Linked DNA regions of Homo sapiens: regions 2, 3, 4, 5 and 6 are each linked to region 1. Evidence: read pairs that join two places in POLR2A ChIA-PET (ENCODE). Cell type or tissue: HepG2. All regions are shown on one strand.

Region 1 (4,000 bases):
AGGCCACCTAAACCCCATATTTTCAACACTTCTCTTACCAGATGAGGGCTAGAAGGGTGCTTCCCGGCCAGGCAAGGTCACTCATGCCTGTAATGCCAGCACTTTGGGAGGCCGAGGCGGGCAGATCACCTGAGGTCAGGAGTTTGAGACCAGCATGACCAACATGGTGAAGCCCTGTCTCTACTAAAAATATAAAAATTAGCCGGGCATAGTGGCATGTACCTGTAATCCCAGCTACTTGGGAGGCTGAGGCAAGAGAATCACTTGAACCCGGGAGGTAGAGGTTGCAGTGAACTGAGGTCGCACCACTGCACTCCAGCCTGGGCGACAGAGCAAGACTCCATCTCAAAAAATATAAATAGCTGGGCATGGTGGCTTGCTCCTGTAACCCCAGCACTTTGGGAGGCCAAGGCAGGTGGATCACTTGAGGTCAAAAGTTCGAGACCAGCCTGGCCCAACCCCGTCTCTACTAAAAATATAAAAATTAGCCGGGCGTGGTGGCAGGCGCATGTAATCCCAGCTACTCAGGAGGCTGACGCAGGAGAATCGCTTGAACCCAGGAGGCAGAGGTTGCCGTGAGCCACTGTACTCCAGCCTGGGTGATAGCGCGAGACTCCATCTCAGAAAAGTTAAAACCCATCTTTTAAACAGTTCTCGTAGCAGATGAGGGATAGAAGGGCACTTCCTTTGCCTGGTAGCTCTGAGTGTCCATCTGTGCCCTTGTCCACCCCACTTGATGGTGAAACAGCAGAGCAGTCCCTCTAGGGCCAGGAGCCCCACATCATGGCCTCCACTGCATGCTGTACTGAAGATCTCACCCACACAGTGAGCTCCCTTTAGCCCACACTTTGGGTTGGATGCATCCTGAGCTCTCAAAGCATCGTGTGCTAAGGTTCCGCCCTCCCCTTGGCTAGGAACTATGTCTTGGTCTTCTCTGTGTCGAGGGTGCTGGCAGCAGAACCTGACACAGAGTGAGCACTCCACAGATGCTTGTTCAATTTCCAAGGAACTCAGCAGGCTGGGCCTAGCACCGCTGCCTGCAAAGGCCCTGCAGCTGTAGGGGACTCATTGACCCATGCCCGCTGCTCTTACAAAAAGGCGGGAGGGAGATGAGTGGGAGTGGATGGGGAGTTGTCCTTTTAATAATGAAGGCCAGGGGCCCTAGCATAATTTATTTCAGGAAACAGCAGGGGCCCCTCTCCTCAGGGGCCCATAGCCTGGTCTTACTTTTCTCTCTCCTTTACAGTTTGAGATTTTGTCTATGCCAGCACTAGGCTGCCAGACTTCAAACTCCTTCACCTTCTACTGCAATTCCAGCTCCCTGACAATGACAAGATTCATGGCTGGGACAGAATAACCAGCATGGAATGCCGGGAAACTCAGAACCGCACGTGCTGCAAACGCACGGAAGCAGGGCTCATTGCCACTGGGCTCAAAATACTTCCGGGGGACATGAAACTCTCCCACTGGTCTGAGTAATTCTCCCCCTTCCTCCACACTTCCACTGCAAACCAGGAGACAGTGCGGCCAGCAAGTACCAGCTCTGCAGAGAAAACTCCACCTGGCCCCTGTTCATGCCCAAGAGATTTATTCACTTATTCAACAGCCATTTGGGAAGCCACTGCTTCAGAACGCTGACTGCGTGGTGGGGGACACGAAGCCAGGTCCTCAGCTGCTTGGTACTGGCTTTCCCTGCCTGATCCAGGGGTCTTTTCAGGCAGGAGTTTCCTTGAAGGGAAGTGATGGCCCCAAGCCTCTTAATCAGAAGCCCAGGTAGGCAGCTTCTCTCTTTGGGGTAGACACACTGGGACTGAATGCTTCAGGGGACCCTGGGGAGGGCCTCTGTTTTGGTAGGGGCACCTGTGAACTCAGGCCTCCAGGCTACATCATTGGAAGTGTTTTACTTTCTTTTGGGAATGTAACTTTTTCCTTTGAGTTTTCAACTGAAAAATAAAGCTGGCAGAATCCAAGAACATGTCTCTAGATTGCTGGGGTTGATCATCCACTCAAGAGAGGGGGAGGCGTGGGCAGCTATGGAATCTGCTCACCGATAGGGGGTGCCCTCGAGCCCTCTCTGCACTGAGCCTGGTAGGAGCTTGTAGGGCCCAGATTCCAGAGCAAAGGGCAAGGCATCAGCCACGGGGACTGAGGCAAGCTGAAGGCCAGACTTGACCGTCCTTGACCTCCGCCCCACCATCCCCCCCATGAATCCCTGGTGCATAGCAGGTGCTAGATGAAGTTCAGAAGAAAGAACTCCAGGGTGAATGGGAACAAGAAGGTTGGTCCTCCACACCCCCACACTGGAGGGAAGACAGAAGGGAGAGTGGCTGTGATTTGAGTGCTTTGCTGTGGTTACAGCCTAAAGACCCTGGAGACCAGGCACTGCTCCAAGTGCCTTGAAAGATGTTTGATCTGGGGGCTGGGTGCAGTGGCTCACGCCTGTAATCCCAGCACTTTGGGAGGCCGAGGCGGGTGGATCATGAGGTCAGGAATTCAAGACCAGCCTGGCCAACACGGTGAAACCTCATCTCTACTGGAAAAAAAAAAAAAAAAAAAAAAAATCCGGGCATGGTGGCTGGCGCCTGTAATCCCAGCTACCCAGGAGGCTGAGGCAGAGAACTGCTTGAACCCAGGAGGCGGAGACTGCAGTGAGCCAAGATCACACCACTGCACTCCAGCCTGGCGACAGAGTGAGACTCCGTCTCAAAAAAAAAAAAAAAAAGTTTGGGTCGGGCACAGTGGGTCACGCCTGTAATCCCAGCACTTTGGGAGGCCAAGGTGGGTGGATCATGAGGTCAGCAAATCGAGACCATCTTGGCTAACACGGTGAAACCCCGTCTCTACTAAACATACAAAAAATTAGCCGAGTGAGGTGGCGGGCTCCTGTAGTCCCAGCTACTTGGGAGGTTGGGGCAGGAGAATGGCGTGAACACGGGAGGTGGAGCTTGCAGTGAGCGGAGATCGTGCCACTGCACTGTAGCCTGGGCGACAGAGCGAAGGCTCCATCTCAAAAAAAAAAAAAAAAAAAAAGTTTGATCTTAGGCCTTACAATAGTCCAATGAGGAACGGATGATCCCCACTTAATGAGAGAAGAAACAAAGGCTCAGAGAGTTGAGGGGATTTCCCCAAGGTCATACAAGCTACAAACAGCCAGGATGGCACTGACGCGGGCCTGCCTGCCTCCCAAGGCTGCCCAAGCTCACTCAACCCCCACTTCTGCTTTTGCAATAAAAGAAAAGCAAATCACTGGTGCTCAGGGGCCCATGAGCAATTCAGAGTCAGATGCAACTAGAGTGTGCAGCCACCTGACCTGTTGGTTTCTCAATATGCTTAACGGATCCATGATTTCTGGTCCAGAAAGGAAACGCAGAAGCTTTCCTTCCTGCCTCCCACATTCTATGGGTCAAGTATTTACCAAAAACACAGCAGTGGACTGGACACCAGCAGAGATACAAAGAGGGAAACATAGTTCTCCCTTCTCAAGGCAGGTTGGACAACATCAATACTTTCCAACTGGGGGGTGTGGGTGGAGTACTTATGCATGAATTTGAAACAGATAGGAGAGGGAATGATTCCAGCGGAAAGACCAATTCACGTCTACAATATACACTGAACTCCAGCCTGGACAACATAGCAAGACTCTGTCTCTAAAAAAATTTAATCATTAGCCAGGCATGGTGGCACATGCCTGTCTAGGAGGCTGAGGCAGGAGGATCACTTGAGCCCAGGAGTTCAAAATCACAATCAACTATGATCACACCACTGCACTCCAGCCTGGGCATCAGAGCAAGGCCCTATCTCCAAAACAAAACAAGGTAAGATGTTTACATACAAATCAAGGTAAGAAAATCCAAAATAAAATATTACCAAACAAACCCCACTGGGGCCTTAAAAAAAAAGTGACCTAAACCAAGTGAGAATTGTACAGTGTGACAAGGATAGCTCAAAATTAGAACATCTTTTAATTTCAAATATATATATATATATATATATATATATA
Region 2 (4,000 bases), 97 kb after region 1:
CCTGCTAGTTGTGACCCCTGGCCCTGTGCTGCCCTCACAGAGGAGGCTGGGCAGGGTGGGGACTGGGCGGGGCCGCAGAGTCATAGTGGGCGCCCCCTTTATATACAAGCTCCCGGGGAGCCTTGCAGACCAGACCAACAGTAACACCAAGGGCAGGTGGGCAGGCCTCCGCCCTCCTCCCCTACTCCAGGGCCCACTGCAGCCTCAGCCCAGGAGCCACCAGATCTCCCAACACCATGGTCCGATACCGCGTGAGGAGCCTGAGCGAACGCTCGCACGAGGTGTACAGGCAGCAGTTGCATGGGCAAGAGCAAGGACACCACGGCCAAGAGGAGCAAGGGCTGAGCCCGGAGCACGTCGAGGTCTACGAGAGGACCCATGGCCAGTCTCACTATAGGCGCAGACACTGCTCTCGAAGGAGGCTGCACCGGATCCACAGGCGGCAGCATCGCTCCTGCAGAAGGCGCAAAAGACGCTCCTGCAGGCACCGGAGGAGGCATCGCAGAGGTCTGCCTGCGCCCCCGCCTTGCCCTGCATGTCCCTGACCACCCCAGGCACAGGAGGGAGGCGGGGACCCACCCCACCTGACAAAAGCTCCAGCCCCCTAACCCCCGTCCCCACCCAGAGTCCCTAGGTGACCCCCTCAACCAGAACTTTCTTTCCCAAAAGGCTGCAGAACCAGGAAGAGAACATGCAGAAGGCACTAAGCTTCCTGGGCCCCTCACCCCCAGCTGGAAATTAAGAAAAAGTCGCCCGAAACACCAAGTGAGGCCATAGCAATTCCCCTACATCAAATGCTCAAGCCCCCAGCTGGAAGTTAAGAGAAAGTCACCTGCCCAAGAAACACCGAGTGAGGCCATAGCAACTCCCCTACATCAAATGCTCAAGCCCTGAGTTGCCGCCGAGAAGCCCACAAGATCTGAGTGAAACGAGCAAAAGTCACCTGCCCAATAAAGCTTGACAAGACACTCGCTGGCCTGTCGGGTTTTCTTTGCACGAATCACACAAACCTGGCTTCCCTCACGCCCAGGGCGGGTAGAGGCTTCTCTGCAGCCCTTCCTCAGAGGCAGGTAGGGCGGGAGTTCTGATGCTCTCAGGACACCTAGGAGAGGGTTACTGTGCCTGGGAGGCCACCCTATGATGCTGTCCTGTCTATTGTGCATCCTTCCATGGTGTCAAAGGCCACATTAGTCTGTCTGGATCCCCCTCCAGTGAAGAACCTGATCCTACCTCATGAAAGGAGAAAATGGTTAGAACAGATCGAGTCCTAATTAAGTCACAAAGATGCCAAGGCACCTTGTGGCCATATTTAAATGCCTACTGTGTGCCACAGTTTAAAAACACAACCCATCTTGAGTGTTGGGTGGTTGGAAGTGTAAACGGTGGGGGCAGAGGTGGGGGCACTGCTCAGTGCAGGCCACAGCTTCGAGGTGGGAAACAGGTCTGGCATGCTCCAGCAACAACTTGGTCAGCACAGAGACGGCAAAAGGCAAGGAGTAGATGAATGCAGAGTAATGGGCTGCGCTGTGTGAGGCCTGTGCTGGCTGAAGCCTCTGGAGACCCAGGCAGAATCCGATCCTTGTTGCCTGCTCTCCTCGGCCTGTGGCTGCATCACTCCTCCCTCCTGTCTGAAATCAAGGACCCTTGTGATTGCACTGAGGGACTTTCTGGACAACCCAAGATAACCTCCCCATCTCACAATCCTTACATCATAGATTCCAGGATCAGGAAGGGGGCACTTCGGAGAGTGCCAACCTTAGCCAACCATAGCCACTGAGGACTGGGGGGATAAGACTGGCAAGATCCAATCCATATGTTGGCAAATGGATTTCTGGTGCTCAGAAATGACCAATCTTTAGGAAGCAACGAGTTTCTGAAAACAAAACAACAACAACAAAAAAAAAAACAGACGGAGTTTCGCTCTTGTCACTGGGGCGGTGTGCAGTGGTGCGATCTTGGCTCACTGCAACCTGCACCTCCTATGTTCAACTGATTCTCCTCCCTAACCTCCTGAGTAGCTGAAGGAGCTAAACAAATTTTTTTTTTTTTTTTTTTTTGGTATTTTTAGTAAAGACATGGTTTCACGATGTTGGCCAGGCTGGTCTCGAACTTCTGACCTCAGATGATCTGCCTGCCTCGCCTCCCAAAGTGCTGGGATTACAGGTGTGAGCCACCACGCCTGGCCTCAAAAAATTTATATTTAAAAAATACCATTGCAGTGTACAAACGACTCATTTCAATGTATAAAAGACAAAGTCCTAAACCCCCTCCCCCCATGCTGAAATTGTGCTGCACAGATGTGGAACCTTGCCAAGGGGCAGCTCCATGATGTCTTCTCTGTGGCCCCAAAACACTTAAGAGGATGTCACTCCACCCTGACCTGGGTAGAGTGGCCTCTGGTTGGTGGTGTCCATCTTGCATCAGTCAGGGACAAAGCAACCCCTTGTTCATCCCAGCTTGGTTTCTGGCCTGTTCCCATGCCTTGGACAAACAAACAATGCTTAGGAGCCATTGCCTTTCAAGAAGATTTCACACTTTCAGGCCCCCGAAGGAAGACTTCCAAGGGTTCCTGAGTTTTATGAGCTTACAGAGTGCATACATTTTAAGCACACAGCTTGATGATTTATTTCCAAGGGTTAACAGTCAAGAAACTCAACAGAGACAGCTCTCTCTGGCTGGCGATTTCTGGGATGTGGGGAGGAGTCTGTGTGTGCCCCTCCTGCTTCTAGAAATTCAATCCCTAACTCCCATCCCAGCTACAAGGGAAACTTTCTCCAGGGCAAATGAGGACTATGGTGTGGCATCCGAACTGGCCCCAGTGCTCAGCCTTGCAGACCTCCCCTGTGGGGGCTGGGAGCTGCCAGTGGCTGAGGTGTGAGTTAACTGTTGGCTCAGACCCAGGTTCCCAAGTGGGGATGGGCTCCCTTTGTGATGTCAGCATCCTGCCCCCACTCGCAGCCCCTTCACCCACCGCCTCACCTCCTTGCCCAGAGAGACAGGCAACGTAGACCATGGGTTCCCGCTGTGCCAAGCTCAACACAGGCCAGAGCCCAGGCCACAGCCCAGGCCACAGCACGGGCCATGGCCGGGGCCACGAATCCTCCATGAAAAAGCTCATGGCCTGTGTGAGTCAGGATAACTTCTCCTTGTCATCAGCGGGCGAGGAAGAGGAGGAAGAGGAGGAGGAGGGGGAAGAGGAGGAGAAAGAAGAGCTGCCGGTGCAGGGCAAGCTGCTGCTGCTGGAGCCTGAGCGGCAGGAGGAGGGCCACAAGGACAACGCCGAGGCCCAGCAGAGCCCCGAGCCCAAGCGGACACCCTCCTGACCCGCAACGAAGGCCCAGGAAGGGACGCCCACTGCTGCTCCGGCGACAGTGTTCAGAGAAGAGTCAATAAAAAGTCTCTGAGGAATCCTCCCTGTCTCTGGTTCCCCTCACCCTATCCCTTCTGGCCCCACGTGTGCACGTGTGTGAAGGCGTGTGTGTGTGGGTGCACACGGAGGGAGGCCAGCTGCCAAGGAAGGCTGAACAGCAAGGCTCGGTGACCTTGTTCCCAAGCCCCAGCCAGAGGTTGAGGGGCTTTGAGAGGGGGAAATCATCTCCGCCAAATCTTCCCATCTCTGGGACGGGAAATTCCTCTGCGAGTCCCAGCACACCCCAGCCGAGAGCATCCAGCGGGACAGGGTAACTGCCTTCATCGCAGTCCCCACTGTGCTGCCCCAACTATGGACCGTCTTTTAAGAACACTGGCTTGGGAGTTCAGCAGACCTGGGTTCAAACTTCTTTTCTGGTAGCTGCGTGCCCTTGAGCAAGTCACTGCGTGTCTTTGAGCCTCAGGCTGCCCCTCCCAGCGTTTAGGGGAAGCTAATAGCTACTCATGGGTCAGATGATCAGAAAAATTAGCTCAAGTGATGGGTGGGACCAGGCCTGGCACCAGTCAGTGCTGAGCTAGGACAGGGATTGTTGCTGGGGTCATGGTGGTTCCTCTAGGTCCTTCTTGGCTG
Region 3 (4,000 bases), 64 kb after region 1:
TCTTTATTTTATTTTTGTATTTTTTAGAGACAGGGTCTGGCTCTGTTGCCCAGGCTGGAGAGCAGAGGCTGGAGTGGAGTGGCTCACTGTAGCCTCAAACTCCTGGGTTCAAGGGATCCTCCCACCTCAGCCTCCTGAATAGATGGGACCACAGGTGTGTGCCACCATGCCTGGCTAGTTTTTTATTTTTTGTAGAGACAGGGTCTGGCTCTGTTGCCCAGGCTGGTCTTGAACTCCTGGGCTCAAGCAATTCTCCTGCCTCAGCCTCCCAAAGTGCTAGGATTGATGGCAGCGGTGGCCCATGTGGAGCGGCCTCTGCCGTCACTCCAGCTGCAGCAAGGAGGCATGGCTGGGGCTGCACATTCTCTGGAGGTGGCAGGAGCTGGGGACAAGTGGGAGCCCCGCCCCTTTTGAGTTAGTGGGGTGGGAGCTTCCCGGATGCAGCCACAACTGCCCAAGTCGTGCCTGCAGACCTGGGCGTCCCGCTCCATGGAGCAGGCAGGAGCCCTGCCCCCTCCTGGGTACAGCTGCAGCCACCCAAACCACAGCTGCAGATTCAGGCCTCCCACCCCACAGAGCAGGCAGAAGCCTTGCACTCCCTGTCTCCAGCACACCTGCAGCTGCCCAAATTGCAGCTGTGGACCCAGGCATCCCTGCACTCTTGGTGGCCCAGGAAGACCCCCCTCCCCTCACAGGCTCAGAAGTGCCTGCTCCCACTGCCTGGCTTCTCCCTGCTGTCGGTGCCCACTCTGATCTTGGAGCAAAGCAAAGCCCGGCCAGGTGTGAACACCCGGGGCAGTGCTGACATGCTAGTCCCCTGCTGCCTCAGCCCCCTCTGGACTTTGAGCACTGACAAGCATAGAAGGGAAGTTGAAGGGGAGCTGAGGGCAGCTTGGTGCTGACCTGCAGGCACCCCTTGGCACCTACAGCCTGGGCCCATGAACGGCAGCAAGAGGCAGACAGGTTCCTTGGTGCAGGCGCTGGGTCCCCGGTGAGGCCCCACCTTCACCCAGGGAGGGTCCGAAGGCTGTGGGCCAGGCTGCCAGTCCCACAGGACCAGAGTGGGAACTTGTGGTGCCTTTTCTGGGCCCACTCACGGCCACCCATGGACCGTTTGGCATGCATTTCCTCTTCTCTGAGACCCATAAAAGCACCGGACTCAGCCAGAGCTGAGCAGACGTCAGGTCAACCAGCTGCAGAGAGCAGCTACCCACTCCAAGGCCTCCTCTGAGCTATTCTGTCACTCAATAAAGCTCTTCATCACCTTGTTCGCCCTACGCTTGTCTGCGTACCTCATTCTTCTTGGAAGCAAGACAAGAACTCGGGAACTGCCGAATGGCAGGGCTGAAGGAACTGTAACACAAACAGGGCAGAAACACGCCCGTTGCTTGCCATATTGTGGGTGAAGAGAAGGAGAGAAGAGCTGTGGCCCTTCAGGGAGCCCAGACCTGGGAGCCCAAGTCAGGACTGGGACTCCCTCTTTGGGGCCCTGTGGTTCCTGGAGCCTCCAGGCTTCCAGGCACCAATGCATTCCCCAGTGGCAGCCGTGGAGGCTGCCTGTGGTACACCTGGTCCCGCCGCAGCCTCGCAGAGAGCTGGCGCCTGTGCGGGCACCTGGTCCCTGCCCCGTTGTAGCAGCCAGTGTGCCTGACTATGCACAGTGGCCAGACCCCATGCGCACTTGCTCACACACCCCTCACTGTGCCACACCTGGCTTGCCCAAGCAAGGGTGGGATCCAGGCTGGTAGTGTGAGCCGAGCACAGCCTGCCAGGCTGAGTGGGCAGAACTAGCCCAGTGGGCCCAAGCAAAACTTGGCCAAAAGATGCCACCAGCCACAGAGGTTTCTGGCCATAAAAGCAGCACCCCAAGGATCATGCAACAAGATTACAGGCGTGAGCCACCACGCCCAGCCTAAGAAAATTTTTAATTGTAATAAAATACACATATGACTTACCACCTGAACCATTTGAAGGGCACAGTTCAGAAATGTTAAGTACATTTTTACATTGTTGTGCAACCATAACCGCCATGCAGCTCCAGAACTCTTTTCATGTTACAAAACTGAACCTTTCCACCTGTTAAGCAACTCCCATTTCCCCTCCCTCCTGCCCCAGCAACCACTATTCCACTTTCTGTTTCTCTGAATCCGACTTCTCCGGGTACCTCCTGTGAGTGGAATCAAATGACCTGTGTCCTTTTATGACTGGCTTCTTTCACTTTGCATAATGTCCTTGAGGCACATCCATGCTGTTGCATGTGTCAGAGTTCTCTTCCTGTTTAGGGCTGAATTATATTCCACTACATGTTATCTTAGTCAATCTGGGCTGCTATAACAAACTACCATAAACTAGGGAGTTTATCAACAACAGAAATTTCTTTCTCTTCTTCTTCTTCTTTTTTTTTTTTAAGAGAGAGTCTCACCCTATTGCCCAGGCTGGAGTACAGTAGTGCAATCTCAGCTTACTACAACCTCCGCCTCCAGGTTCAAGTGATTCTCCTGCCTCAGCCTCCCGAGTGGCTGGGATTACAGACGCCCACCACCACACCTGGGCAATGTTTGTACTTTTAGGAGAGACGGAGTTTCATCATGTTGGCCAGGCTGGTCTTGAACTCCTTCCCTCAGGTGATCTGTCTGCCTCGGATCTCCCAAAGTGCTGGGATTAGAGGCATGAGCCACTGCACCCGGCCAAACGTTTATTTCTTACAGTTCTGGAGGCTGAAAAGTCCAAGATGAAGGTGCTGGCAGATCCAATGTCTGCTGGGGGCCTGTTTATTGGTTCACAGACCGGAAAGAAGGATTCTTGTTGGATCTTTAATGGCGAAAGGTGTGAACCCGTTCTCATGGGATTGTTTTATAAGGGTGCTAATCCCATTCATGAGGGCTGTGCCCTCATGAACTAATCACCTTCCAAAGGCCCCGCCTCCTAATGCACCATCACAGTGGGGGTGAGAATTTCATCATATGCATTGCCGGAGGGCCCAAGCGTTCAGACCATAGCAATGTGTATTAGGTTGGTGCAAAAGTAATCGCGGTTTTTGTCATTACTTTCAATGGCAAACACCACAATTACTTTTGCACCAACCTAATATAAACCACATCATGTTCATCCATTCACCCATTAATGGGCATCTGGGTTGCTTCCACATTTTGGCTATTGTGAATAGTGCTGCTATGAACATGGGTGTACAAAAGGTTTTGTTGTTGTTGTTGTTGTTTTTTGAGATAGTCTCACTCTGTCACCCAGGCTGGAGTGTAGTGGCGTGATCTCAGCTCACTGCAGCCTCCACCTCCTGGGTTCAAACGATTCTCCTGCTTCAGCCTCCTGGGTAGCTGGGAAAACAGGCATGTGCCAACATGCCCAGCTAATTTTTGTATTTTTAGTAAAGACAGCATTTGCCATGTTGACCAGGCTGGTTTTGAACTCCTGACCTCAAGTGATCTGCCCGCCTCGGCCTCCCGAATCTCTGGGATTACAGGTGTGAGCCACTGCGCCTGGCCAGATTTTTTTGCTTTTTATAGAGATGGGGTTTTGCTATGCTGCCCAGGCTTAATCTAATTTTGTCTCCACGAATTTGCCTATTCTGGACATTTCCCATAGATGGAACCATATAATAAGTGGTCTTCTGTGCCTGCCTTCTTCCACACACCGTGTTTTCCACGTTCACTCATGGTGTAGTTTGAATGTAGTATCGTGGTTTAAAATCAGTTCTCAGAACCTCATTCCTTTTTTGTTGTTGTTGAATAATATTCCATCGCATGCCTCGGGAACTTTTTATTTTTATTTGTAATTTTTTTGAGACGGAGTCTCGCTGTGTCGCCCAGGTTAGAGTGCAGTGGTGCCATCTCAGCACACTGTAAGCTCCGCCTCCTGGGTTCATGCCATTGTCCTGCCTCAGCCTCCCAAGTAGCTGGGATTACAGGCATCCGCCACCACACCTGGCTAATTTTTTGCATTTTTAGTAGAGACAGGGTTGCACTGTGTTAGCCAGGATGGTCTC
Region 4 (4,000 bases), 92 kb after region 1:
TGCCTGTAATTCCAGCACTTTGGGAGGCTGAGACGGGCAGATCACTTGAGGTCAGGAGTTCGAGACCAAGCCTGGCCAACATGGCGAAACCCCATCTCTACTAAAAATACAAAAATTAGTTGAGTGTGGTGGTGCATGTCTGTAGTCCCAACTACTCGGGAGGCTGCGGCCAGAGGTTTGCTTGAACCCAGGAGGCAGAGGTTGCAGTGAGCCAAGATTGTGCTACTGCACTCCAGCCTGGGTGACAGAATGAGACTCTGTCTCAAAAAAATAAACAAAATACATAAGTAATTAAAAAAATAAAATAATAATAATAATACTTCTTAACAAGGGCATGTCTGTCTTGTTTATCACTATATACCAGGGCCTAGGCCAAAATCCGGCATGGAACAGGCCAAAATATTAACAGTAATATTTTGTTAATTGAATAACTAGATGATTGCTCCCACGGAGGAGTCATCTTGTATCGCCCCAGCTGTGACATAGGCAGCCCCTACACTCGGGGGCCTGCCCGCCTCTCAAATGCCCATATATGGACATGATGCAGGCCACCTGGCCATGGTTTGTGAGGTCCCAGCCCCTTTGCCCTCACAATGACCAACGGCCCCCTGGCATCTATAACAGGCCGCAGAGCTGGCCCCTGACTCACAGCCCACAGAGTTCCACCTGCTCACAGGTTGGCTGGCTCAGCCAAGGTGGTGCCCTGCTCTGAGCATTCAGGCCAAGCCCATCCTGCACCATGGCCAGGTACAGATGCTGTCGCAGCCAGAGCCGGAGCAGATATTACCGCCAGAGACAAAGAAGTCGCAGACGAAGGAGGCGGAGCTGCCAGACACGGAGGAGAGCCATGAGTAAGTGGGCCCAGCTGAGGGTGGGCTGGGGCTGAGGCTGGGAGCTCTCAGGGCCCAGCCTTCCTCTCACCACTTTTCTTGGTCTCACCAGGGTGCTGCCGCCCCAGGTACAGACCGCGATGTAGAAGACACTAATTGCACAAAATAGCACATCCACCAAACTCCTGCCTGAGAATGTTACCAGACTTCAAGATCCTCTTGCCACATCTTGAAAATGCCACCATCCAATAAAAATCAGGAGCCTGCTAAGGAACAATGCCGCCTGTCAATAAATGTTGAAAAGTCATCCCACTCTTCTCTCCTTGTTCTTGAGAGGGGAGGCTCAGTGGGGAGGAGGGCTCGGGGATGAGCAGAGGGGGAGAGGGCCTGGGCATGCAACGGGAGAAAGATGTCGGTGGGGGGGACATGAAAGACAGTTGTCACGCTGGGTTTTGTTCCAAACTTTTTTTTTTTTTTGAGACAGAGTCTCGCTCCGTCGCCCAGGATGGAGTGCAGTGGCGCGATCTTGGCTCACTGCAAGCTCCGCCTCCCAGGTTCACTCCATTCTCCTGCCTCAGCCTCCCGAGTAGCTGGGACTACAGGTGCCCGCCACCACACCTGGCTAATTTTTTGTATTTTTAGTAGAGACGGGGTTTCACTGTGTTAGCCAGGATGGTCTCGATCTCCTGACCTCATGATTCACCTGCCTCGGCCTCCCAAAGTGCTGGGATTACAGGCATGAGCCACTGCACCTGGCCATTGTTCCAAACTCTTAGTAGTACCAACAAGTCACAACCCAAACCTGCCTCCCTAAGATACAACAAGAACCAGTCTCCCCAAGTCACAACCAGAACCTGCCTCCTAAACCCTCTTAACAGATCCCTACCCAGTGGGGTGCTCTATCCAGGTCTCTCGAGTTTGAGGACCCACTGTGTACATTTCCCCACTCTGCTTGGTGACCTCATCTTGGCAGCTTGAAATGGACCATGGAGTATTTACAGAAATCAGCAAATGCTACAAATCTGGGTTCCCTCCATCCCAGGAACCCCAAAGCCAGTTAAACATTTACCAGCTGGAGCTCAAGATTGAACCAGCTCATCCCATCTGACCTGTCCCCTAGCTGCCCACCCGGGTTTATTTCAGCCCAAAGCTGAAATTTCCACTCTTCAACAAAGGAACTCTTAGGTTATAACTTAAATAGATTAAGCCAGTCACCATCAGGAAAATTAAATTCAAAACTGCTTATTCCTCACTCTGTGCCAGAAGTTTTCATCCCCATTTGGGTACAGAGATAACTTGTCCAGGTAGCAGTGGAGCTGAACTTTTCACATTTAATCAAGCACCATTAAGGAAGTCTCTTATCTGCCATCCTGTAAACTCAAACATTTTTGTTAACCACCGGTTTCTTTACTCTTTGGGGCACGGTTTCACAACGTTATGTCCACCGAAGAAACAAAGGTTAACTTGTCCATCTGGTCGGATCTAAGTCCACACTCAAGCTGCTTGATATACCACCTATACTAAAATTTCTAAGGCAAGAGTTTAAGACCCCAGTGAGATCTGGGGAAGGACATAAGAAGTCCTGCTGGGCACTGGTCTCCTTGGCTCACCCACAGCCTAAGAAAGCCCACCTCTCCGATTCCTTGACACAGGCCCTGGGTCACAGTCATTTCCTGATGGTAGAGCAAACCCAGAGCATTTTGGCAGAGACCAGAGGCTCTGAGACCCAGTTCCCTGAAGTGACAGGGCCCACCAAGCACCTCAGAAATGTCACAGTATGACTTCTGTTTATGGGACACCAACTGTGTGCCTGGTATTCTGCATACATCACTTCCTTTTTTTTTTTTTTTTGAGACAAGGTCTCTTTCTGTCACCCAGGCTAGAATAGAGTGCAGTAGCGCAAACACAGTTCACTGCAGCCTCAATCTCCTGAGCTCAAGTGATTTCCTTACCTCAGCCTCCTGGACTCCTGAGTAGCTGGGACCACAGACATGCACCACCTTGCCTGGCTAATTTTTCTAATTTTTTTGTAGAGACGAGGTCTCACTATGTTGCCCAGGCTGGTCTCAAACTCCTGGGCTCAAGCGATTCTCCTGCCTTGGCCTCCCAGAGTGCTGTGATTACAGGCATGAGCCACTGCACTCACCTACGGTGGGTATCAACAACCATGTTCTTTCAAGTGAGCACATGAGAGTTCAGTGCTAGCCCTGGCACTACCATGACCCTGATCACTTTAGCAATGACTCCCCATAACACACTCGGATCATGATAGCAGCTTGGCTGGACAGGCAGACCCCTGGGTGTGCCTTTTTTTTTTTTTTTTTTGAGATAAGGGTCTTGCTCTGTCACCCAGGCTGGAGTGCAGTGGTGTGAACGTGGCTCACTGCAGCCTTGATCTGTGCTCAAGCAATCCTCCCATCTCAGCCTCCTGAGTAGCAGGAACTACAGGCACATGCCACCATGGACCCAGGCTATTTTTTTTATTTTTTGTAGACAGAGCCCTCACTATGTTGCCCAGGGTGGTCTCAAACTCCTGGGCTCAAGTGATCTTCCCACCTCGGCCTCTCAAAGTGCTGGGATTACAGGTGTGAGCCACCACACCCAGCCCCTTCCTATGTTTATTTTATTTTATTTTATTTTTTTAGACGAAGTTTCGCCCTTGTTGCCGAGGCTGGAGCGCAATGGTGCCATCTCAGCTCACTGCAACCTCTGCCTCCTGGGTTCAAGCAATTCTCCTGCCTCAGCCTCCTGAGTAGCTGGGATTACAGGCGCCCGCCACCACTCCCGGCTAATTTTTGTATATTTAGTAGAGACAGGGTTTCACCATGTTGACTAGGCTGGTCTTGAACTTCTGACCTCAGGTGATCCACCCGCCTCAGCCTCCCAAAGTGCTACGATTACAGGTGTGAGCCACCGAGCCCTGCCCCGCCCCTTCTTATTTTCATCTGCAAGCTTTGGCCATGGAGATTTGACTTAGCGGGACGTAGGGTAAGGCCTCAGCATTCATATTTTTAACACGCGCCCTCGAAGAGCTTGAGGGCCATCATAAAGGACCTTCTTATCCCTAAAGAGAGGCAGCATAGAAACACCAAGGGCATGGCAATATCACCCATCACCTCCTGTAAGGATCTGAAGATTAAGCCTCCTGAATTTGTTTCTTATTGCCACTG
Region 5 (4,000 bases), 350 kb after region 1:
CTTCGGGAGACATACAGGGGGTTAAAAGAGATGACAAAATGTGAACCTGCACTTCTGTTTCCAGAGGGATGTGAACACATACCTTGGGCTCAGACACCGCCTCTGCCATGGTCTCCCTCCCCCCGGCTCATGCAGGGACGTCTGCCACCTCTTCTGCCACCCTAATGTATTCTCCACACAAACCCAAGTGATTTTAATGAAATTAGCTCATGTCACTCCTCTGTTCAAAACTCCCAGTGCCTACTCATCACTCTCAAGATGAAATCCAAACACACGGCCTGGCCCCAGTCCACCTCTGACCTTACCTCCTGGCCATCCCTGCCTGGCTGGCTCATGCTGCTCCAGCTGTGCTGGGCTTCTCACTATCTCTTGAACATCCCAAGCTTGTCTCCATTTTTTTTTTTTTTTTTGAGATGGAGTCTCGCTCTGTCGCCCAGGCTGGAGTGCAGTAGCATGATCTCGGCTCACTGCAAGCTCCGCCTCCCAGGTTCACACCATTCTCCTGCCTCAGCCTCCTGAGTAGCTGGGACTACAGGCACCCGCCACCACACCCAGCTAATCTTTTGTATTTTTATTACAGACAGGGTTTCACCGTGTTGGCCAGGATGGTCTCCATCTCCTGACCTCATGATCTGCCTGTCTCGGCCTCCCAAAGTGCTGGGATTACAGGCGTGAGCTACCGCGCCTGGCCCAAGCTTGTTTCTATCCAAGGATCTTTACACAGTAATTTCCTCTGCCTGGAAGGCTCTCACACCAGGTCTCTCCTAGCCAGGTGTGACTGGGGTGCATCATTCAAGGCTCAGTTCACATGTCGCCTCCACGGAGACATCTTCCTGGACGCCCTCTTCACCTGTTTTTTTTTTTTTTTTCTTTTTTGAGACAGGGTCTTGCTCTGACACCCAGCCTAGAGTGCAGTGGTGTGATCATGGCTCACTGTAGCCTTGACCACCTGGGCTCCCGAGTAGCTAGGAACACAGGTACATGCCAGCACACCCGGCTAATTTTTTAGTATTTGTAGAGATGGGGTCTCACTATGTTGCCCAGGCTGGTCTCAAACTTCTGAGCTCAAATGATCCTCCCACCTTGGCCTCCCAAAGTGCTGGGATTATAGGCGTGAGCCACCACACCGGCCTTCACCTGCCTTTTTTTTTTTTTTTTTAATACCTCTTTAAAAATTGTTATTAACTAAACTAAACTCTACACTTTGGGCAGATTTCATTAGTTTTTCCCAATGTCTTTTTTCTGTTCCAGGATCCCTTTTACATTGAGTCCTCATTCTTAGGTTCCTCTGGATGTGACGTTTCTCAGACTGTCCTTGCTTGTGATGACCTGGACATTTTGAGGAGTACTGGTCAGGCATTCTTGAGAGTCCCTCACTCTGGGTTTGTGCAATGTCTTTCTGCTATTTAGACTGGGGTTACAGGTTTTGAGGAGGAGGACCACAGAGGGGAAGTACCCTTCTCATCACATCCTATCAGGGCACATACTATCAATATGACTTATAACTGTTGATGTTAATCTCCAATACTTGGCCAAGCTAATGTTCATCAGCTTTCGCCACTGTGAAGTCACTTTTCCTCCTCCTTCCATACCATACTCTGTGGAAGAAAGTCAGTAAACACAGGCCACACTTAGAGAATGGGACATTAGGTTCTGAAACGTCTTCGCGTATCTCCATAAATTATTTGGCATTCTTCTGTAGAGGAGATTTGTCCTTCCTCCCCCTTATCTTGATTTTACTTAATAATAATAGCATTCATTGTGACTTGGCTCTTACATTCTCTATTGTTCTGCTTCTTTACTGTCTGCCTTCCTCCACTAGAACAGGGGTTTTGTAGCTGTCTTATGTGTCTTGTTCTCCACTGTCTAATCCAGTGTCTGGCACAGAGTAGGCACACAATAAGTATCTCTTGAAGTGATAAATGAGCGACTGGTCTAGCCCAACACGAGATGTTTTGGCAGCGGGCCCGAGTGGCAATGATTCATGGTAGCTGTGATCTGAGGCGGGGTGGGCCACTCCCCGACAAAGTCTGTGATCAATGTGGTCACAAAGTGTTCTCGTGGGGAGATATCTCATGCCCCAAGAGACTCTCCCCAGACTGTTAGGCATGACTGTACCTGCAGGCACCCCTTGGCATGGAGGAGCACCCCCCCCCCCGCCCCGATATTCACATGGGCCCCGGCCCTATGTGAGGTTCACTCTCACCATCCCCCTTCCCTCCCATCTGATCTGAAGTCAGATGTCAAAGATCAGAGTCTCCCACAGGGCGGGCCCCATCACACAGGTGGGAGCCAACAGTGCTTTCTAAGTGGTGTGTGGACAAATGCTTTGTTTGCATAGTTTTGTACTTATTTCATTGTGCATTGGAAGAAAATTCTAGCTGCACAGAAAGCCTTCTGTGGATATTAGTGCTTAGAATAAGGCTAAATTTTGGGAAAAAAACAAGTGAGTCAATTCAAAGAAAGCTATCCAGTAAACAGCAGAGCAAACAGTACACAGATATGGCCAAGAGCTGGAATGTGGGCTGGGCGTGGAGGCTCATGCCTGTAATCCTAGCATTTTGGGAGGCTGAGGCAAGAGGATCCCTTGAGGTCAAGAGTTTGAGATCAGCCTGGCCAACATGGTGAAACCTATCACAAACATTAGCTGGGTGTGGTGGCGGGCGCCTGTAATCCCAACTACTGGGGAGGCTGAGGCATGAGAATCGCTTGAACCCAGGGGGTGGGGGTTGCAGTGAGCCAAGATTGGGCCACTGCACTCCAGCCTGGGTGACAGAGTGAGACTCTGTTTCAAAAAAAAAAAAGAAAAAAAAAGAAAAAAAAGAGTTCGAACGTGGTGCAGACTGCTGTCGGGGAAACATAATTCTCTTTCCCTTCTGCCATTTTCACCTTCACCAGCCTCCTTCAGGCACCTAGTGTCCTCCAACTACCTTGGCCATCTCCAAAGTGGGTATGGACCTCAGTGGGCATGCAAGATGATTCCCTAGGCAGTAGGTCTTTTAACGCTTCTCATCTTTTAAAATCTATTTTGTTTTATACTGTCCATAATACTAGCATGATCATATTATATATAATTTATAATACATAAATTTTTACACATATTTGGGAGATGTATGCTTAAATGTCATATGTATAGGTTTGCTTGTGTTTACTAACAAGGCTTGCCATCAGACATCTGAAGACTCCCAAGCAAGCCTGTGAGGCTAGCCTCCTCCTCGTCTCCCAGCCTCTGGCCTCTGCCCCATGAGGCAGAGGACGTGGCATAGGCCCACCTCCCCTACAGCTGCAAGTTCTCCTTCCCCAGGCTCAGCTCTGCCCTGCTTGGTTGACACAGTGGGAACTCAGCTCCAAGTACTTCCTAAGGTTACAGGGCCAAGCCCCAGCACCCTGGCCTGGAGGCCAAGCTTTGTGACGTAGTTGTCCCCTTTCTGGCTTAATCTCGTTGGACACCAGCAGAATTCCGGAGCAGAGAAGAGGGTGAAGACAATTCAGCACCAAGCTCATCCAACTTTTTTTTTAAGCAGCTGAATACTAATTTGCAGGACAATTTTCCAGGGCATCCCACCACAGTCAGCAGATGAGCGCAGAGCTGCTCCAGGAAAGGGTGGTGGGCATCAAATGCCTCTGACTGCCGTGGGCTCCCTCGTGCACTCCATGAGGCCCCTTTCTGGAATTCTACGGCTTCACACAAAACTGCTTGAAAACCACCGTCTGGTCCAACCCTGGATATTGAGTATGAGTGCACAGAAACCCACAAGTGCAGTGATTCTTAACACAGCTGGAAATGCAGCAGCAAAGCCAGGACCGCTCCCCCTTCCTCACCCCCAACCCCCGTGTCACATCTTGACGCAGAACCAGACCCACATGGGCCTCTCCACACAAAATGGGATTTCCACACCCTGGCTGTGACACCTGTGCGCACAGCTGCACCTCACAGTCCTCATCCAGCTAGCACAGCTGTAGAGTGAGTGGCTCCACTTAATTTTCTAGATGAATGCGG
Region 6 (4,000 bases), 75 kb after region 1:
GACAAGGTTTCACCATGTTGGCCAGTCTGGTCTTGAACTCCTGACCTCAGGTGATCCACCCACCTCGGCCTCCCAAAGTGCTGGGATTACAGGAGTGAGCCACCACACCCTGCCAGTTTTCTCGTCTTTAAACGGGATAATGATACTTGTCTCAAGGGCTTGTCCTAGAGAGCAGACACGTGGGCAGTGTCCGGCACCATTGCCCTCATCATTAGACAAGTGCATCCATTTCTTAAACGTGCAGACCCCTGAGGCTGGGCCTGGGAACATGCATGTTCACAGGTGTCCCTGGAGGTTCTCACCACAGGGTCTGGGGACGTGACAGCTACAAAGAGTTCTCAAAGTACTTTTTGCTCTCATTTCTTCTTCTTTTTTTTTTTTAACCACAAAGCTACCATCCACACATGCTGAAGCACGACACCCAGGACAAAGGGAGGTGTGTTGAAGCGCTAATCCCCTCCCTTTCTTTAATCCGAACTTCGGGGGAAAATAATGGTGAAACAATTGGTGTGTATTTTACATTTTGCCCTCTTCTCAGATGAACACATTCAGAAATAGTTTGGGCTTCCTCTTCTAGTTCTATTTATTTTTAAATTTAATTATTTGTTTATCTTTCACTCTTTTTGTTTGTTTGTTTGTTTTTTAAAGACAGGGTCTTTCTGTCACCCAGGCTGGAGTGCAATGGTGCAATCATAGCTCACTGCAGCCTTGAACTCCTGGGCTCCAGTGATCCTTCCACCTCAAGCTCCTGAGTATCTGGGACTACAGGCACACGCCACCATGCCTAGCTAATTTTTTAAAAATTTTTTTGTAGAGATGGGGTCTTGCTGTGTTGCCCAGACTGGTCTCAAACTCCTGAGCTTAAGTGATCCTCCCACCTCAGCCTCACAAAGAGCTGGGATTATAGCTGTGAGCCGCTGTGCCTGGCCTATTTTATTTTTTGTAACCCAGGCTAGAGTGCACTTGTGTGATCAAAGCTTACTGCAGCCTCAAACTCATGGGCTCAAGCAATCTTCCCACCTCAGCTTCCCTAGTAGCTAGGGAGTACGCTCAGCTATGTTTTGTATTTTGTGTAGAGATTGGGTTTCATCATGCTGCCCAGGCTGGGCTTGAACTGGGCTCAAGTGATCCTCCCGCCTCAGCCTCATGAGTAGCTGGGATTATAGGCGCACAACACCTTGCCTGGCTTTTATTTTTTATTCTAATTTTATTAAAACAGGACTCATAACTATTCATGTTTTCTACATCCTTTTTGAGAGCCTCCTACATCGATACACTGAGCACAAACACCTGCTGCAAATGCCTCGACTGCTACACTGGAAAGATGGGGCTTTTCACCCCTTTTCCAGATGGGGAAACCAAGGCCCCAGCCTGAAGTGAGTTTGTGTCTGGAGGTTTCAGGGAGGGGCCCAGGATTTGTGGCTGGGGGGCCTGGGCAAGCGAGTCCAGGCCGTGGGGCTGCAGCTGAGAAGTAGAGCATGGTGACTGGGTAAGTGGCTGTTTGTTGCCAGGGCTGTGCCCACGGCGTGGCAGTCTTGGGCTCTGCAGACATTCCCCGGGGAGGGCACATGCAAGAAGCTGGCTGTGCCTCTGCCATGAGCCTCACGTGCCCCTCTCCCCTGCCCAGGCGGCAGGCAGTGGCTTTGGGCCCCTCCTCCCCGTCAGAGCGGCTAGCTGCACAGCCAGACCGCAGACCAGGCGGGGGAAAGTGCAAATGAACCCCAGCTGGCAGCTGAGTTTCTCTTTCCCGTCAAGCAAGTGCCTTATCGTACCGATGCAAGGCGAAGAAGGAGGTGGTGGTGTCGGGGGAGTCTGCAGGGAAGGGGGGAGCCACTGGTGCTGTTTTTATTTTCTTAAGGAATAATGTTTACACGTGAAAGTGCATAAACTATGTTGACTTTAAGTGTCCAGCTTGATCATTTTTTATACCTATATAGTCACCACTCAAATCAGGATCAAGGGCACCCTCAGCCTCCAGAAGGTTCCCTGGAGCCCCTTCCCAGTACACAAGCGACCCCCGGCCCCACTAGCAGAGGTAACCACTGCTGTGCCATCTATAAATAGCAGTGAGATTTGCCTGTTCTTAAACTGTACATAAACCAATCAGTCACTTGGGATGCGTCCCTTCTTGTCTGGTTTGTTTCACACAACACAACACGTGCGAGAGCGGTGCATGACGTGGTGTGTGCAATGGTTTGCAATGTTTTATTGGGGAGCAGTGTCCCATTGTATGGAGGTACCTCAATTTGTTTATCCATTCTCACTGTTGATGGATATTTGGGACGTTTCCCAGTTTGGGATTATTAGGAGCAGAGCTCCTATGAATATCTGTGCACAGATCTTGATGGGCACATGCTTTCTTTGCTCTTGGGTAAATACCTGAGAGTGGGACTGCTGGGTCTCAGCGTAGGTGAATGTTTAACTTTATAAGAAACTGCCCATGGTTTTCCTGCCTGGCTGCCAGAGCTGCTTTAGGAGCTCAGAGGTGTGACTGGTACAACTGCTTGGGGGACCCCAATCCACATCAGAGCAAACCTACAAAACACATCTATGGGCCACATTAAACATAGACTTTAGGTGTACAGCTACTTTTCAGAGAGGCTTTTCTAATTTTACTTTTTGAAGTTATTTGGCCCTGGACCGCTCTGCTGTGTGGGCCTGCTGGAATTTCCTGGCAATGGTATTTGGGTAGTCTGACAACAGACAGCGGAACCCTCAAAGTGTTTTTCATTTCCAGTGAGATTTTTATGAATAACGTAGTCCTTCCCCTTCCTCTGAGGCTTTGTGAACTCCTATTCACACCTCAAAACCCCACTCCAAGACCCACGCCTCCCCAAGTGACAGTTCATTTTCTATATTTATTTGTGTAATTATTTGTTTACTGTAGGCCTCCCCTTTGATGAGGAGCCCCCTGGGAGTGTCAGGCTCTCTGCTGTCCCCCCAGCACCAGCACAAGGCTTGGTGAATACTTGGGACATTTAAGATTTGCCAAATAAATGAAAGACCCAGGTTCTGAGTGCAGCCCCTCAGAGCCTCTCACCCCCACCCTGGACTCCTCCACAGAGGGGAAGCCTGAGACTCTTTGTAGGGACTCTCCTAGGTCATAGAGATGCTGAACTCCAGTAGATCTCTCTAATTACAGGGCCCACAGGGCCAGCAGTATAGATAGGTCACCCACTCCACCCAGCTGGGTGTGGGGAGGAGCCGCCCTGTCTGGAGGTGAGAGGGGCCCAGAGGTCCCACAGGTCCTTGCAGGGCCCAAGCAAGTCTGGGTCAAGACGCTGATCCTGTCTCATGATCCTTCCCCCGACTCCTCACCTGAACACCTCTGGACGTGTGGGGTCTTTTCCAGGTTTGCTTATTATTACTATTAATTTAAAAAGGAATAGGGCTGGTCATGGTGGTCCACGCCTATAATCCCAGCACTTTGGGAGGCTGAGGTGGAAGGATTGCTTGAGCCCAGGAGTTTGAGACCAGCCTGGGAAACATGGTGAGAACCCGTTTCTATTTTTTGTTTTTTAATTTTTAAGAGGAAAAAACAGAAAAAGTAGTAGCGTAAATGCAACGTGGGATTCTAGATTGAACCTTGTGTCTTTACCAGCCCTCTAGGTGATTCTGGTGCATGCTAAAATTTGAGAACTGCTAGTCCACTGAATATATTCCAGAGAAATTCTAGCCACAGCAGCACTGTTTATAATGGCAGAAAATTGGAAACAGCCCAAGTGTCCATCAAGAGGGAATGAAGGCCAGGCATGGTGGCTCACATCTCTAATCCCAGCACTTCGAGAAGCTGATGTGGGTGGATCACTTGAGGTCAGGAGTTCGAGACCAGCCTGGCCAACATGGCCAAACTCCATCTCTACTAAAAACACAAAAATTAGCTGGGCGTGGTGGTGCATGTCTGTAGTCCCAGCAATTTAGGAGGCTGAGGCATGAGAACCACTTGAGCCTGGGAGGCGGAGGTTTCAGTGAGCCGAGATTGTGCCACTGCACTCCAGCC

What was found. ChIA-PET counts read pairs that join two places held together with the same protein. Peaks named below come from ENCODE experiments on the same cell type or tissue, not always from the same donor. Only the 100,000 strongest peaks of a DNase experiment are listed, where the experiment ranks them.
Region 2: POLR2A ChIA-PET joins it to region 1 with 10 read pairs; 8 of 35 experiments call an interaction of 5 or more read pairs at or near these places.
Region 3: POLR2A ChIA-PET joins it to region 1 with 28 read pairs; 6 of 35 experiments call an interaction of 5 or more read pairs at or near these places.
Region 4: POLR2A ChIA-PET joins it to region 1 with 26 read pairs; 8 of 35 experiments call an interaction of 5 or more read pairs at or near these places.
Region 5: POLR2A ChIA-PET joins it to region 1 with 11 read pairs; 2 of 35 experiments call an interaction of 5 or more read pairs at or near these places.
Region 6: POLR2A ChIA-PET joins it to region 1 with 39 read pairs; 6 of 35 experiments call an interaction of 5 or more read pairs at or near these places.

The regions. Positions count from the first base shown.
Region 1 is chr16:11,369,985-11,373,984 of GRCh38, reverse strand. It overlaps LOC400499 (putative uncharacterized protein LOC400499), which reads left to right. Exons shown (of 67, transcript NM_001370704.1): 67 at 1,247-1,970. The coding sequence ends at 1,251. The region is part of intron 1 of LOC105371082 (a long non-coding RNA gene); the gene reads right to left. Among named protein-coding and RNA genes, the nearest start is that of RMI2, 27 kb to the right of the region's middle. RefSeq lists enhancers at 2,760-3,260, 3,446-3,505. In HepG2, a CTCF peak has its summit at 2,055 (motif pointing right); DNase peaks (open chromatin) are centred at 2,124 and 3,234; H3K4me3 peaks cover 1,025 bases.
Region 2 is chr16:11,272,607-11,276,606 of GRCh38, reverse strand. It overlaps PRM3 (protamine 3), which reads left to right and starts at 2,978. Exons shown (of 1, transcript NM_021247.3): 1 at 2,978-3,408. The coding sequence starts at 3,012. The coding sequence ends at 3,323. It overlaps PRM2 (protamine 2), which reads left to right and starts at 127. Exons shown (of 2, transcript NM_002762.4): 1 at 127-507; 2 at 670-968. The coding sequence starts at 237. The coding sequence ends at 707. The region is part of intron 1 of LOC105371082 (a long non-coding RNA gene); the gene reads right to left. It also overlaps the pseudogene LOC124900380. RefSeq lists an enhancer at 3,897-4,000. In HepG2, no CTCF peak of the experiment used is centred here; DNase peaks (open chromatin) are centred at 2,426 and 2,731.
Region 3 is chr16:11,305,533-11,309,532 of GRCh38, reverse strand. MIR548H2 (microRNA 548h-2) reads left to right here and starts at 3,006; the gene lies at 3,006-3,093. All of the region lies in intron 1 of LOC105371082 (a long non-coding RNA gene), which reads right to left. In HepG2, no CTCF peak of the experiment used is centred here; DNase peaks (open chromatin) are centred at 422, 832 and 2,102.
Region 4 is chr16:11,277,978-11,281,977 of GRCh38, reverse strand. PRM1 (protamine 1) reads left to right here and starts at 648. Exons shown (of 2, transcript NM_002761.3): 1 at 648-851; 2 at 943-1,137. The coding sequence starts at 740. The coding sequence ends at 986. All of the region lies in intron 1 of LOC105371082 (a long non-coding RNA gene), which reads right to left. In HepG2, no CTCF peak of the experiment used is centred here; DNase peaks (open chromatin) are centred at 1,857, 2,257 and 2,647; H3K4me3 peaks cover 553 bases.
Region 5 is chr16:11,015,159-11,019,158 of GRCh38, reverse strand. The region is part of intron 11 of CLEC16A (C-type lectin domain containing 16A); the gene reads right to left. Among named protein-coding and RNA genes, the nearest start is that of CLEC16A, 73 kb to the right of the region's middle. RefSeq lists a silencer at 2,153-2,447. In HepG2, no CTCF peak of the experiment used is centred here; DNase peaks (open chromatin) are centred at 1,958 and 2,318.
Region 6 is chr16:11,295,410-11,299,409 of GRCh38, reverse strand. The region is part of intron 1 of LOC105371082 (a long non-coding RNA gene); the gene reads right to left. Among named protein-coding and RNA genes, the nearest start is that of MIR548H2, 9.1 kb to the left of the region's middle. RefSeq lists enhancers at 430-479, 933-1,616, 1,748-1,927. In HepG2, a CTCF peak has its summit at 1,535; DNase peaks (open chromatin) are centred at 1,669, 2,399 and 2,679; H3K4me3 peaks cover 1,936 bases.